5 separate regions of the Homo sapiens genome follow, and all the other regions are linked to region 4. Evidence: chromatin contacts called from ENCODE Hi-C or POLR2A ChIA-PET data. All regions are on one chromosome and are shown on one strand. The core of a region is the stretch at or near the end of the contact, and the rest is flanking DNA. Distances in the headings are between cores, read along the strand shown.

Region 1 (2,700 bases), core at 132-2,631, 580 kb before region 4:
CAGCACCATACCAGAGCACACATATGCAATACCTGATAGTTCTCAGTGTTCTTACAGACATTACCCAGCCAGCTCAGCAACCCTGAACCAGCTAAACATGGACAACAGCTTTTTATTTTATTTTTAAATTTTATTTATTTATTATTTATTTATTTATTTATTTTTAAGACAGAGTTTTGCTCTTGTTGCACAGGCTGGAGTGCAGTGGCGCTATCTCAGCTCAGCGCAACCTCTGCCTCCCGGGTTCGAGCGATTCTCCTGCCTCAGCCTCCTGAGTAGCTGGGATTACAGGCATGTGCCACCACGCCCGGCTAATTTTATATTTTTGGTAGAGATGGGGTTTTTCCATGTTGGTCAGGCTGGTCTCGAACTTCTGACCTCAGGTGATCTGCCTGCCTCAGCCTCCAAAATGCTGGGATTACAGGCACGAGCCACCGTGCCCAGCCTTTTTTTTTTTTTTTTTTTTTTTTTGAAAAGGAGTCTCACTCTGTCACCCAAGCAGGAGTGCAATGGCATGATCCTGGCTCACTGCAACCTCCACCTTCTGGGTTCAAGCGATTCTCCTGCCTCAGCCTCCAGAGTAGCTGGGACTACAGGAGTGTGACACCATGCCTGGCTAATTTTTGTATTTTAGTAGAGACGGGCTTTCACCTTGTTGGCCAGGCTGATCTTGAACTCCTGACCTCAAGTGATCTGCCTGCCTTGGCCCCCCAAAGTGCTGGGATTGCAGGCATGAGCCACCATGCCCGGTCTAGCTTTTTATTTTTTTGAGACGAGATCTCAGTCTGGGTGAAGACTGGAGTGCAGTGGAACAATCCCGGCTCACCGCAGCCTTGAACTCCTGGGCTCAGGTGATCCTCCCACCTCAGCCTCCCAAGTAGCTGGGACTACAGGCACACATCACCACGCCCAGCTAATTTTTCAAATTATGTGTAGAGATGTGGGTGGGGGGAGAGGGTCTCACTATGTTGCCCAGGCTGGTCTCGAACTCCTGACCTCAAGTGATCCTCCCACCTTGGCCCCCCAGAGTGCTGACATTACAGGCGTGAACCATTTCGCCTGACCTGAACAGCTTCTGGACGTGTCTGGCCAGCTCATATCCCTCCTGTGAGGACCGCCTCTACTCCCATTCACAGGGGAAAGCTCCTACCCCCTGGTGCTGCGTGATCATGCCCTCCTGGCCCCAGCTGACTGGCCCAGTGGTAGACAGCTGATCCACACAAGCCCATCAGACTCTCTCCTCAGGAGTTCACATCAAGGCTCAGACACCATTCAGTAACTAAGGGTTACTGGAAAGTGGACGGGTGTATTTGGGAGCTGAGGGGCCATACCACCTGGTGCACATCCACAGCAGCAGCGGCGTCCTGCAGGTGCACCATGCAGACTCACTGAGAACAGCTGCGTCAGCCACCCCCACCACACCCCCACACACCCCCGGCACTTGGGAGACCAGGCACTTCCTCCTTTGAGTCTTCAATTCCCCTATGGCTTCAAATAGCTCGAGCTGGTTTCTGTTACTTGCCTTCAGTAGAGTCTGAACTGAGAGACAAGCTGGCATCACTATCCTCCCTGTACAGATGAGGAAAGAGGCTCTAGAGGTGACTAAATCAACATCATATAGTCAACATGTAATAAAGGAGCCGTTAAAAACCCTGCCATGTGACTCTTCTTCAGTGCCATCCCATGCCTCCTTCCCTGGATTAAAGGAAGTGGCAGGTATTCCATTTCTGTCAGTGTTTAAAAAAAAAAAAAAAAATGGTGGCACAGTAAGCGATTCAGCCAGAGGCACTCCAATGGACTGAAGCTGGAAACAAGAAATTCAAAATCCTCTCCTTTAGATCGGCAAAGACAGCTCTTCTCTCCTCTACATTTGCCAGCCTTCCTTGCAGTGAGGTCGGCCCCATGTGACCAGCTCTGGACAATGTGAATGGAAGTAACAGGTGTCAGTTTCCTCCATCTCTCTCCTCCCCTCCCGCAGTAACCTTGAAGGCCCTATATTCCAGATGATGTGGCTACAGATGGAGGTGCACTGCCTGACCTACAAGACTTTCCACGAGCAAAAAATAAACCTAGATGGTGTCAAGCCCCTGGGATGTCAGGATTTGATTATTCCTGCAGCATAATCCAGCCTCTCCTGACTAAAGCACAGGAATTTTTCAGCCTGGGCCCTTCAGCAGGATGCTGCATTCATTTGTTTAACATTCATCTGTTTAACAAATATTTCTGGAGCAACAGTGCCAGGTGCTGTCATGGGTATAATCAAGGGCACAGTAGTTTTTAAAAAAATACAATAACTACCCTTAGGAAGCACCCTATCTGGTGACTCATAAGCCCCACTTGGGACTAAAAGAAACAGTTCTACAGGTGCAAAGCAGAACTCCCACGCAGCCCCTGGCTAACCTGAGCCCCAGAGAAGCTAAGCTGCCAGGAGGCAAAGACAGCTTGTCCTAGTGACTCCAGGAGGGTGGCAGCCAAGAGTGAGTTCACACCAGGCTTTCACACCCAAGGCTCTACCAACTCTACTCCTGCCAGCCGTGTGGCTGTAGACAAGTGCTTCCCTTGCTCTGGGCGCAGACACATGGGAGAAGGCATCAAGGAGGAGTCATCAAGAGAGCAGGTGGCTGATGGAAAACAGAAGCCGCAAAAGACACCACTCATCTTCCCCACCCTCCTCTGCAGCCGAAATGTCTCCTCTGGGAA
Region 2 (2,700 bases), core at 67-2,566, 510 kb before region 4:
CATGTGATCCTTTAAATCCTGCCAACTTCCACTTGGAGGCAGTCCTGAAAAAGTGATTTTTTTTTTCTTAGTACCAATTATCTTAAATTTCACGTTAAGCTGGTAAGGTACATTAGGACAAAGAGTACTTTAAAGTACTTAATAGGTGTACTTAAGTGATACCAGGTAAAGAGAGCTGGTAAGATTCTGGAATCCAGAGTCCAAAATTATTTGTAACGATCTTCGTATCTAGTACCGCAACCTAATTTGGTAAATCACCACAGCAGCAATCCTCGTTTATTAAATTCACCCAAAAACTAAAGCAATTTAAGACCTAGCATGAAAAATTTGCAATTATTAAACCTGTCACGCAAGAGAAAAATTTTAGGTAGTTTTCGTCCCTTCACATCAATCCACACAACCAGTACACTCACCAGAGACAACCACTCTGTTTTCAGACCGCCTGGATGGGGGGCCATAGCGACCTCGGGGAGCTCCGCCACCTCCACCCCCGCCGCCGCCTCGGCCTGTTCCACGGCCGCTTCGAGGAAACTCCACCCGCAGACGGTACCCATCGTAATCATAGCCGTCGCGACCATACACCGCGTCTTCCGCGTCTCTGCGGGATCGCAGAAAGTAAAAGGGATGAGAAACACCAGGAGGAGAAGCTCGCTCAGTTGGGAACCAGCAAACCCCCCGCACATGCGCACCCAACGTGGAAGAGCCCACATGCGCCGCATAATAGGAATGGCCCCTCCCCCACCCAGAAACACGCCAGGCTCCCAACCACTACACCAGCCCTCAGCGCCTCAGTTTCCCGCTCCAGCCTGCGAATGGGCTCCGGGGACGTCCAAGGCGAGGCGCCAGAGAAGCCACATCAACTCAGCTCCTTACTCGACTCCTGCATGGGCGATACAGTCTCGCCCCAACCTCTCTAAGAGCCCCCGCTTCCCCGTTCTCTATGTTAAGGCCTTGGAGCCTTCCCCAACTACTCGGACCTATTTCCTCAAGGCTGCAAGCCCCATGCCGCCTCACCGCGGGTCCTCGAACTCAACGAAGGCGAAGGGCGGTCCCCCGCGGCGATTCTTGAGGTCGATGTCGCGGATAGCGCCGTATTTGTAGAACACGTCCTCAATGTCCTTGGTTCGGATGTCTGGAGGTAAGTTACCCACGTAGATGCGGCAATCGTTGTTCCCTGCGGGGCCACGAATCACACCACCTCCCGACATGGCGGTGACGAAAAGCGCGGACTCGAGAACAGGCCTTCCCACCAAGCCTAGCGCACGGCAGAGCGAGCCCGCAGCGGCACCACGTCTCCCGCGGCCCCTCCAAAATGGCGCCTTTATCAGCTCGGCGCACGGATATGGGGGGGAGACAGAGGAAGAGAAGCGGAAGGAAACAGCGATTCGATCCCAACACGCACGCGCGGGAGCGCAACGGGTGCTGCGAGGGCTACGTTCAGCGCACGCGCACGCACGCGCGACGTCACCCTCCCCACGAAGGGGGTAAAAAAGTCCCCCGCGTTCCCAGCTTGGGGTGGTTTGCGAACAGAGTGACCAGCCGTTTGGTAAAAGTTAAATAACGAACTTTCGTTAAAGGAGCTAGTCATCCAGGTCGGGTCTTGAAGGATGGTCGATTTCTCCAGGAATGAGGATCTTTGAAAGCAACTCGGCGCCTTCAAAGCACTTGGTGAAACCTAGCCTAAAGCGTTGTCCCACCATGCTCTGCGGCGATAACGGCCTTTGGCGGGAAAGAGTCTCGGAGGCGGGGCCAAAGGGGGACGGCCCGGGCGGTTGCTCCGGAAACCCGGGTATCTTCGTAGGGTGCGTCTAATCCAGAGCTGAGTTGCGGGTGATTGAACGGAGAGCTGGGGCGTTGGTTTGTCTTCCCGCCCCTGCTGCGAATAGACCGTGGCTGCTTAGACAGATGTGTCTAATTTAGCGAAACCGATTTAGATTCCTTAATCCTCTTCATTAAGTACCGTTCCGCCTTCTCGTCAGAACTTTGCATAGCTCGGGTCAGCACTCCTAGTGCTAGTCGCAGTGGGTCCGTATCCCGACCGGCAACGTGGTACCCGCCAACCAGAAGGGGTAACACCGTACCGCCTATGGGACCCACACCTTTTTATCTCTTGTTAGTCGCCTGTCCGTGGGACTAGCGCAGAATGCCTGCAGAATGAATCGTTTCTGTTGTTTCCTTTCAAAGAACGAGAAGGAAGAAAGGGTGCGTGTGTGCAGTCCTTTTTTCAAAAGTTTTCCCTAAAAGTTACTGATACACCAGGTTTTGAAAATACCGGTCCTCTCAGGTAATAAAATGGAGCAAAATGGATGTGAGAACCGTAACCACTAGATACCGCGGTTGCTATTCAGGACTGTGATCCTGTTTGCCTGCGGCATTGGGAGATAACATTTTACATTTTTTTTCGACGTCTGAAATCTGGATTTTTATGTGAAATCCTGGGATTTTTAAACGTCGCTAATGAATTAAAATTCAAATCAGGCTGGGCGCGGTGGCTCACGCCAGCACTTTGGGAGGCCGAGGCGGTTGGATCACTTGAGGTCAGGAATTCGAGACCAGCCTGGCCAACATGGTGAAATCCCGTCTCTACTGAAAAAACAAAAAATTAGCCGGGCTTGGTGGCAGGCGCCTGTAATCCACTCTACGCGGGAGGCTGAGGCAGGAGAATCGCTAGAACCCTGGAGGCGGAGGTTGCAGTGAGCT
Region 3 (2,700 bases), core at 11-2,510, 810 kb after region 4:
TGACCAAGCATATTTTAAAAACAGCTGGGTGGAGATGCAGGTGAGCCAGCATTCTGGGTGTACGTGCAAACCAGTGTGTGGAAGGCGGAGAGTCAGCTGCACCTCCTGCAGCACCTCACATCCTGATGGCTGCACAGTAAAACACTAGTTTCCTTGGAGGAAGAGTTCCCAGAGGAACTGCGGAACCCCAGTGTCTTGAGCGAAAGGCAGGACCTGCTTTGTTCACCTTGTCCGTGCCAACATTCTTTATCAAACTGTCCTGTTTTCCTGCTGGGAAACTGCCCCACTCCACCCACCTGGTGCCTCCCTGGTTTCCTGACTGCCACGAGGTTATTTTTTAACCTGCTCTTCCTTGAAAAGCACCACCCCGGTGACCCAGAACGTGGACTCCTCCCCTCTGGTCACTCGGACCATCCCACTCTAATTACCGTCATCTGCCTCTGAAAGTCATGGAAAATTAGCAGCAATGGGGCGGTCTTCAATTCCACTAAGCCCCTTTCGTACTTTTAATTCGCCGAAATTACTAGCAGGGCAGAGAGAAGAGGGGAAATGCCTGGCTTCTGAGCAAGGCATGGGTGGGCTGGGTGCAACTAGCACTATCATTTTCTTTTAATTTTATTATTATTATACTTTAAGTTTTAGGGTACATGTGCACAATGTGCAGGTTTGTTACATATGTATACATGTGCCATGTTGGTGTGCTGCACCCATTAACTCGTCATTTAGCATTAGGTGTATCTCCTAATGCTATCCCTCCCCCCTCCCCCCTATCATTTTAAATTCAATTACCCGGGGCCTGAGGGCCACTTCTGGTAACTTAGGCTATGGCTTAGGGCGAGGTTTAAAACGTAAGAAAGGAATGACTATCTTGAGCCTCCAGGGAGATGCACTGCAAATCCCCCCGCCCCAAAATACAACCCAGGTTCTGGGAATCCCAGCCCTGCCCTGGGGACAAACCCCAAACTCAAATAAACGGCCTCCTCCTAGGCGCTGAGAGCCCACCCAGCTTTGGCACTCTGGGTCCCTGCCCTCCGGCAAGTTGCCGGGACGGGCGGGACCCTAACCAGCCGCTCTCCCCTAGCCCAGGCTGGGCCGGGCCGAGGGGTGGGGGAGTGGGCGGTCGGGGAAGCGGGGGGCGGAGTTCCGTCCTCTGATGATTGGCTCTGCGCGGATGGGCTGCGGCTGCGCCCGGCCAACCCGCGGCGTGTTGCTATGTGCTGAGCCGAGGGGATAGGTGCGGGGGCGCGTCCATCACGGGGTAGCCCCCGGCCCGGACCCGGAGGGATGCGGAGTGGCGGCCGCGGCGGTGGCGGAGACTGTGGCTTTAAGAGCGTGCCGGGAGCCCGAGCCCCAGCCGGGCCGCGCTTCGCCGCTGCGCACCCCAGCGGAGCCAAGCCCCACGCTGGCCGGACAGGGCCGCCTGTCGCCGGGTAAGTGCACCGGAGTGCGGCGCGGGCCGGGCGCGCGTGGGCGTGGGGCGCGCTGTCAGCTCGGGCTCTGGGTCCCCGGCCCCGGCCTCCGGACTCCCCCGGCCGGGCCTGCGCGGGGTTGGGGGTGCGGCGCCCTCGGTTCCGCGTGGGGTCCCCGTGGGCGCCGGGGACGGGGAGCGGCCGCCGGGCCACGTGACCGGTTTGTTTACAAACACTGCCGGGCCCGCGGCCGCTCGCGGAGGGAGCCCAAGGGCGCGGGACCCCCGGCCGGGGCGGGAGACGCGCGCCAGGGGCTGGGCGAGTCTGCGGGGCCAGGTTTGGGGCGGGGGTGCGGAGCTGGAATCGCCGCTTCCTCCTCCGCGTCGTCCCCATGGGTTCGGACTCCATGGGGTCCGGGTGGGGCTGGGGACGCCCTCCGTCCTCTCGTGACGCCGCGTTTCCCTCGGAGAGTCCTGGGGACACTTAGGTCCAGGGGCGCCGCCCTGGGGGCCTTCCACTGTGGGACTGGGCGCCCTCGAAATTTCTCGGAGCGCGTCGTCTGCCCCGACCCGGGTCGAGGTAACCGCAGCCGAGTTCCTCCCTGGCCGCGTCTCGGCGCCTCCCCGGTGTCCTTGCCAAGGGGGTGGGCGCGAGGTCCTGCCCGACGGAACGCGGGAGCCTCTGCCGCGAGCGCCTCCCCGGAGCTGGCGCTTAGGGGCGGCCCCGACCTTTCGCCACTTCCAGTTCACCCTGCTTGGCCGCCGACCTCCTCTGGTGTCTTTCCCGGAGTGGTGGGCTTTTCTCCGGTCTTGGGGGCGTGCGGGGGTGGGGGACACCTGTTCTTCTGGACTTCTTGTCCGGAAGATTGCTACCTCTGCCTTCAGTCTTAGCTGCGAGAGTTTAAAAAGCCAGGTGAGCGAGTGTCTTGTTTTCCTCCGCTTGGAGCGGAGCTGCACCCTCGCCCGCCCCCCAGTCCCGCCGCTGTGAAAGGCCCCAGAGAACTGCTCCGAAGCTTTGCTGGGGTTTTTGCTTTCTGGCCTCCTTGCTGATTTGCTGTCCTTGCAACTTGGGAGGCTCTTGAGTGAGTCCTTGCCTTTGGTGAATCTGAAGGCTAACGAGACAGCTGTCTTTTCCTCCCTGCCCTTCCTTCCTTGTTCTTCCTTGTTCCAAAGCATTGGGCAAGAAGGGTAGCGGTCAGCTTCCCTGTGCCTCACAGAGCATTAAAGATGCAAGAAGTTCAGTAAACCGCCTCACTGGCTCTGGGGTGGGACTTGATTTCACATGGTTATTG
Region 4 (2,700 bases), core at 4-2,503:
GAGTGAAGAACTCTCCTCTCATCCCAGAGATGGGAAACCTGGATCTGAGACTGCCAGCTAGCTGCGGCCTCCTAGTCTGTAAAGCGAAGGGAGACCAGGACGCTCCCAAGGACCCGGCTTATCGCCCCTCCCTTTCCTTCCCGGGGACCCAGAACAGACCACAAGACGGAGGGTGGCCGCTGGAGGTCGCCGTGGCCCCGCGATACCACCAACCGACAGAAATGGAGAACAGTTGATTCAGATTCAGCTGATATTCTCAGGTCTGGAGCGGGCCTGAGCGCTTTAATTAGCCCGGGGCTAATGTCCTCACCCATCTTTGTTTATAGAACGTTGAAACTCCAGTACTGTTGGTAAGTTCCAGGAAGACAGGAACTTTGCACTACTTGAACTCCAGGGTCTAGAACAGCCTGCAATCTAGCAGATGCTGTAAATTTTTTAATTAAATACTGAACTCCTGTAGGACGGTGATTGTGTTTTTATTCATTCCCAGCACTTACTATAGTGTTTGGTGATTACAATGGCTGCAGCATTTGTTCAAAGCTCTATCACAGGCTTTCTACAGTGTAGAGCTTAACCTGCCTATCCCTTTTCCCAGATCAGGGGAAACAGAAAGTCAGGAGGTTGCACGCAGTTAATACCTTGTGTTTTCCCAAGGGCAGGTATCAAATACAAAACTGCGTCCGCCGCAGCTGGAATACGCACAGGCATCAAAATGGGGCCTTTTGGGCCGGGCGCGGTGGCTCATGCCTGTAATCCCAGCACCTTGGGGGGCCGAGGCGGGCGGATCTCAAGGTCAGGAGATCGAGGTCATCCTGGCTAACACGGTGAAACCCCGTCTCTACTAAAAATACAAAAAATTAGTCGGGCGTGGTGGCGGGCGCCTGTAGTCCCAGCTACGGAGTCTTGTAGTCCCAGCTACGGAGCTTGCAGTGAGCCGAGATAGCGCCGTTGCACTCCAGCCTGGGCGACAGAGCGAGACTCCGCCTCAAAAAAAAAAAGGGCAGGGGGGACTTTTGGACAGTCCTTTAATATTGGGGAAGTGCCCCAAATTTCTTTTTCTTTTTATTTTTCTTTTTTTTTTTTGAGACGGAGTCTCGCCCTGTCACCCAGGCTGGAGTGCAGTGGCGCCATCTCAGCTCACTTCAAGCTCCGCCTCCCGGGTTCAGCCATTCTCCTGCCTCAGCCTCCCGAGTAGCTGGGACTACAGGCGCCCGCCACCACGCCCGGCTATTTTGTATTTTTAGTAGAGACAGGGTTTCACTTTCTCCTTAGCCAGGAGAAGTGCCCCAAATTTCTAATCCCTTAAGCCAGGACCTTGGTAGCCCTGAGGTGTGATGGGAGACTCTGGACAGAACCACCTGTTGACCTATCCAGGACCCAAATATGCACCACAGGTAGGAATCTTTTTATTACCAAAGGTACTGTATGTGTGAAAGATGGAGAGAGACCCAGACCCCAGATAACAGAGGCATGATAGATATGATCGTCAAGATGGAGAAGCCAGGCTGGATTCTAAGCAGGGACTTAGAAGGGGAAAGGAAGTGGAAAGTTTTCCCCACTCTCCCTTCCCTACTAAAAGCCAGAAACCAACATCTTCTACCATTAGCCTTTCAAAACTGGGTCCCAGGATCTTGATCTCCAGGTCATAAAAATACACACAGGGACACCAGAAGCCACCTACAGATTTATTAAACTTTATTTCCTCTGAGTCTCTGGGCAGTCAGCAGGGATGTAAGGCGAAGTGGCAGTAGCTGAAGGGGCCTGAGCAGAGCTGGTGCTGGGAGGGGCCGGCATGGACAGGAAGAAGAGGAGGAGATTTAAATATCCAGGGCTGAAAGCCAGTTAATAGTTCTCCTTCATCTGTTTTTGTATTTTGTGTAGCATCTCCTGCATCCGCCGCAGCTGGAATAGGCACAGGCATCAAAATGGGGACTTTTGGAGAGTCCTTTAGTATTGGGAAAGTGCCCCAAATTTCTAATCCCTTAAGCCAGAACCTTGGTAGCCGTGAGGTGTGATGGAGACTCTGGACAGAACCACCTATTGACCTATCCAGGACCCAAATATGCACCAGAGCCAGGGATCTTTCTATTACCAAACAAAGAGATACCAACGTTGGTGATCAAACAGGAGACCTCCCCTATACCCCATACTGCTCTCACCTCCTCATCTTTCTCTCGGATAAGCTTCTCAGTTTCTGGATCTGTCCCTGGTGGGACAGCAGGGATGGGGAAGTCGGTACCACTTTCCCGAGTCAGTTTGCTAAAGGGAGAAAAGGGTTGATAAGGCGAGGAGGACCCCAGCACCCGCTTAGATTGAGCCCAGGGCCTATAGAAGAACAAAAGTAGGGCTTGGTCTCACCCAAGGCTAGGCTTGGGATCTCCCCCTGCCAGCTTTGTCCTGGCTTCTGGTCATACTTGCGATTCCGTTCCTTCACCACCAGGCGGGTCATGCTCTGGATGCACTGTGCCCGGTAGTTCTCATAATGTGTCTCCCGTGTCACATCCTTCAGGTCCTGCATGTGGGTACGTACCAGCATTGTCCTCAGCTTCACAAAGTCGCAGTGCCCTGGGTTTTCCACTGCATAGCAAGGCTAGGGGTCAGCCAGAGGCATAGGTAGGGGAGAGCCACTGAGGGCAAGGAGATACCCTGGTCACAGGCTCAGTGCTTTACCTTCCACGATGCCCCAGGGGTAGAGTCGAC
Region 5 (2,737 bases), core at 92-2,591, 670 kb before region 4:
CTGAGTGGCTTCAAAGAGCCGGACTACTAGATCCACAGACCACGTTCCTCCTATCTCCACTCGTGGAGAAGGCCGGCATAATGATCACCATAAGCTTGGAGTCAGAGATGTGATTCCCAGATCTGCCACCCTCCTATATATTTAGTAATTACAAGAAGTTAGCTAATTTCCTTGAGCTTCGCAGTCTCCTTGAATAAAATGGAAACAAGAATGCCTTCCTTACAAGTTAGAGTAAGGCCTTTAGAGAATGAGATAATGCTTGCAAAGAGCTTAGTACAGTGCCTGGCCCAAAGCAGATGCCCAGAAACATGCGGCTATAATTGCAATGATCTTTCGGTTGCTGGGCTCCAGATTCCACTTTTCAGAACTTCAGTTTCACTATGAGGAAGGGGTGCTGCCTCCCTAATTTGGCTAGATAAGCCTTCTCCACAGGGCAAACCCCTGACTCAATTTCATGTTTGAATTCCCAGACTGCTACCGAAACCTTCCCTTCTGAAGTTCTGTTGCCTCCTGTCCACTACAGGGCTGAGCACTCACGCTCTAATCCGATCCTCGTGGTACCAGATGTCTTGGATGGGAGCTTTGGCTTTGCCATATCGCACTCGAGGCCTTTGGAAGACGGGCTCCCTCAGCGGGGGAAAGGCGTCATATACGTCAAACCACAGGGGCTTCTCCTTCAGCACCCCGGCCCGAACCAGGTCCCGAGTCCTTAGGGAGGGAACAGAACGAAACTGGGTCACTTGCAGTAGCCTGCCAAAGCCCCTGAATCAGTCTAGCACAGTTTGGGACATTAAAGGTATTATGCGGTCTGCAACACAGAACGGGGAAGGACTGCTCCCCACCTACAGAGAAGATCTGTCCACATCCCAAACCAAACTTAACAACGCTCAGGAGAGTTAAATCCCTCTATCTTCTTTTGTGCGTCCCACCCACGTTCGGTCACGGAAAAATGCAAAGAGCGGTCTTGCATGACCTGATAAGGAAGGCCCATCAGGCTCTTCCTCCCTTCCTCTTCCTAGAGACCTCCACTCGGGGAGAGGCAGCTGCAATAATCTTTAACATGACACATAAATTCAAGGAGAGGCATCCTCAGGCACAACTATTCGGAGCCAGGAGAAAACATGAGAGGGCCTCACCCAGCTCAGCCCCCGCACCCTGCAATACGCCTCGCCCTGCTCAGGTCCGCTCCAAGGAAGAGCGTGACCGGCTGAGAACCCCAGCCTGGGGGAGGCACCCTCAGCCCACCACGGCTGGGAGCACACACCGAGAGAAGATGCTCCCTACGGTTTCCAGCCGGCTGCCTGCCATGATCTGCGCCTGGTACCGAGCGTGACTAGCTGCTACCGGAACCGGAAGCGGCTGCTCCAGGTAAAGGGCGCATAAGTTGCTGGCCGAGCCAAGGATCGCTGGGCTTTCACCGCAGCCCCTGCGGGAGAGCGGCGCAGGCAGAAGCAAGTGATAGGCCGAACGGGCGCGCTCCGAGGTTACTTGCCAGGTTCAGGCAGGAGCACTCGATAGCCGAGCCAAAAGGGCAGGAGCGAGCCAAAGCCGGACAGAAGTAATAAATGACCGAGCTGTGGGAGGGATTCATCATGATGGTTGCTTTACTCTCTCTCGCCTTGTTGAGCCAACTCCTCTGAAAAGGTGGGGCCGCGCGGAGGAGAAGTAGTGGGGCAGAGCAGGGGTGAAGCGCAGCCTACAGTCCTAGGGGAGCCAACAAAGGCCGAGATTTGAGGTCACCAGCTCTAGGCCCAGGCTGAGCCTAATGTTGTTTAGAGTCACAGACTACGCAGAAGAAAACCAAGGCCGGGGAGGGGCCGTCACTTGCCCAGCGTCGTGCTAGATCTCGGGCCTCCGCCTCTGGCTGTGTAGTGCTCCCCACTAAGCCCCTCGTCCCCGGAGTGCCACCTGCATCCACGCTAACTAGGATGCTGGCTGCAACTCGTGTTTCCCGCGGCCGGTGTCGCGGGCTACCTCCTCCTTGGAACTCGAAAAGTGAAAGTGTCCGGAACAAACAGACGCCGAGAGGGAAACGAAAAAATCTGGAGAAAGTCATCTCTCAGTGTTAAACTGTAAAAAAATATAAACTGTGTGTAGCATACCCTTTGACCCAGTAATCATATTTCGGGGAAAGAACCCCTTAGAAATTAAAGCATCAATTCATGAGGATGTTTGTGCAAGGATCATCGTTGCAGCATTGTTTGTAGTGGGAAAAAAAATCCATCAGATGAGAAATAGCTGGAAAATTATTGTTCATACTTTCTTTGGAACCCTATGCAGCTATTAAAATGAATGAGCTAGATCCACATGTATTTACCAAGGTTAAGGTACATGACTTATGTTTAAATGAAAAACGAAGTTGCAAAGAAACATGTTTAGTGGAATCTCAACGTGTTAGAAAAAAAAAAGGAAAAAGAAACACCTCTATATATGTTTGTGTTTGAGGATAGAAATTCTGCAGAAGGACACCCAAGGCTGTGAACATTGGATATCTCGGAGTGAAACTGCAGGCAGGCAAGGGAGAATTTTTTCTTCCTTTACACATGCTTCAGAGTTTGACTTGTAAAGAGATTGTATTCATATTTGAACTTTTAATCCAATGAATGTTTTGAATCACACACAATGTCTCCTGGGAGCCTAGTCAAGTCATCCTAGAGTCCTCCCACTCTGAGGCTGGTGAAGGGGAGGACGGGACTGTTTGATGAGTAGTTACTGCTTGTGTGTGTTATCTTACTGA

Evidence for each region. A loop is a pair of places that touch in the nucleus more often than their neighbours do. ChIA-PET counts read pairs that join two places held with the same protein, here RNA polymerase II (POLR2A). Pooled maps may share reads with other maps.
Region 1: a loop to region 4 is called in a pooled map, with 3 times the contacts of the local background. The contact joins the enhancer-like site here to the promoter of SEPTIN4-AS1 in region 4. A Hi-C loop is called at or near these places in 4 of 50 pooled maps. POLR2A ChIA-PET finds 5 or more read pairs at or near these places in 3 of 52 experiments (HEK293, WTC11 and activated CD4-positive, alpha-beta T cell).
Region 2: a loop to region 4 is called in a map of ascending aorta, with 12 times the contacts of the local background. The contact joins the promoter of SRSF1 here to the promoter of SEPTIN4-AS1 in region 4. A Hi-C loop is called at or near these places in 8 of 168 maps with a recorded cell type or tissue (CD14-positive monocyte, CD4-positive, alpha-beta T cell, CD4-positive, alpha-beta memory T cell and 4 more), 8 of 37 single-sample maps with no recorded cell type and 22 of 50 pooled maps. POLR2A ChIA-PET finds 5 or more read pairs at or near these places in 3 of 52 experiments (CD4-positive, alpha-beta T cell, GM10248 and activated naive CD4-positive, alpha-beta T cell).
Region 3: a loop to region 4 is called in a map of prostate gland, with 7 times the contacts of the local background. The contact joins the promoter of YPEL2 here to the promoter of SEPTIN4-AS1 in region 4. A Hi-C loop is called at or near these places in 2 of 168 maps with a recorded cell type or tissue (naive thymus-derived CD4-positive, alpha-beta T cell and prostate gland) and 11 of 50 pooled maps. POLR2A ChIA-PET finds 5 or more read pairs at or near these places in 1 of 52 experiments (GM12878).
Region 5: a loop to region 4 is called in a map of CD4-positive, alpha-beta T cell, with 8 times the contacts of the local background. The contact joins the promoter of MRPS23 here to the promoter of SEPTIN4-AS1 in region 4. A Hi-C loop is called at or near these places in 4 of 168 maps with a recorded cell type or tissue (B cell, CD4-positive, alpha-beta T cell, CD4-positive, alpha-beta memory T cell and 1 more) and 19 of 50 pooled maps. POLR2A ChIA-PET finds 5 or more read pairs at or near these places in 2 of 52 experiments (CD4-positive, alpha-beta memory T cell and H1).

Annotation. Positions count from the first base shown.
Region 1 is chr17:57,938,515-57,941,214 of GRCh38, forward strand. All of the region lies in intron 1 of CUEDC1 (CUE domain containing 1), which reads right to left. Among named protein-coding and RNA genes, the nearest start is that of CUEDC1, 16 kb to the right of the region's middle. Within about 2 kb of position 1,382, at least 18 of the 41 ENCODE cell types and tissues checked have a DNase peak (open chromatin) inside an H3K27ac peak, as active enhancers do.
Region 2 is chr17:58,005,930-58,008,629 of GRCh38, forward strand. It overlaps SRSF1 (serine and arginine rich splicing factor 1), which reads right to left and starts at 1,317. Exons shown (of 4, transcript NM_006924.5): 1 at 1,015-1,317; 2 at 414-598; 3 at 1-44. The coding sequence starts at 1,208. RefSeq lists enhancers at 1-127, 459-508, 779-828, 952-1,670, 1,619-1,668.
Region 3 is chr17:59,330,395-59,333,094 of GRCh38, forward strand. It overlaps YPEL2 (yippee like 2), which reads left to right and starts at 1,261. Exons shown (of 5, transcript NM_001005404.4): 1 at 1,261-1,430. RefSeq lists a silencer at 1,027-1,546 and an enhancer at 1,757-2,318.
Region 4 is chr17:58,518,584-58,521,283 of GRCh38, forward strand. It overlaps SEPTIN4-AS1 (SEPTIN4 antisense RNA 1), which reads left to right and starts at 1,254. Exons shown (of 5, transcript NR_110810.1): 1 at 1,254-1,394. SEPTIN4 (septin 4) reads right to left here. Exons shown (of 14, transcript NM_001368771.2): 11 at 2,671-2,700; 12 at 2,415-2,577; 13 at 2,160-2,259; 14 at 1,673-1,902. The coding sequence ends at 1,843. It also overlaps a transcript of MTMR4 not described here. RefSeq lists enhancers at 1-558, 1-5.
Region 5 is chr17:57,848,703-57,851,439 of GRCh38, forward strand. It overlaps MRPS23 (mitochondrial ribosomal protein S23), which reads right to left and starts at 1,342. Exons shown (of 5, transcript NM_016070.4): 1 at 1,265-1,342; 2 at 538-708. The coding sequence starts at 1,308. RefSeq lists enhancers at 1,323-1,652, 1,328-1,837.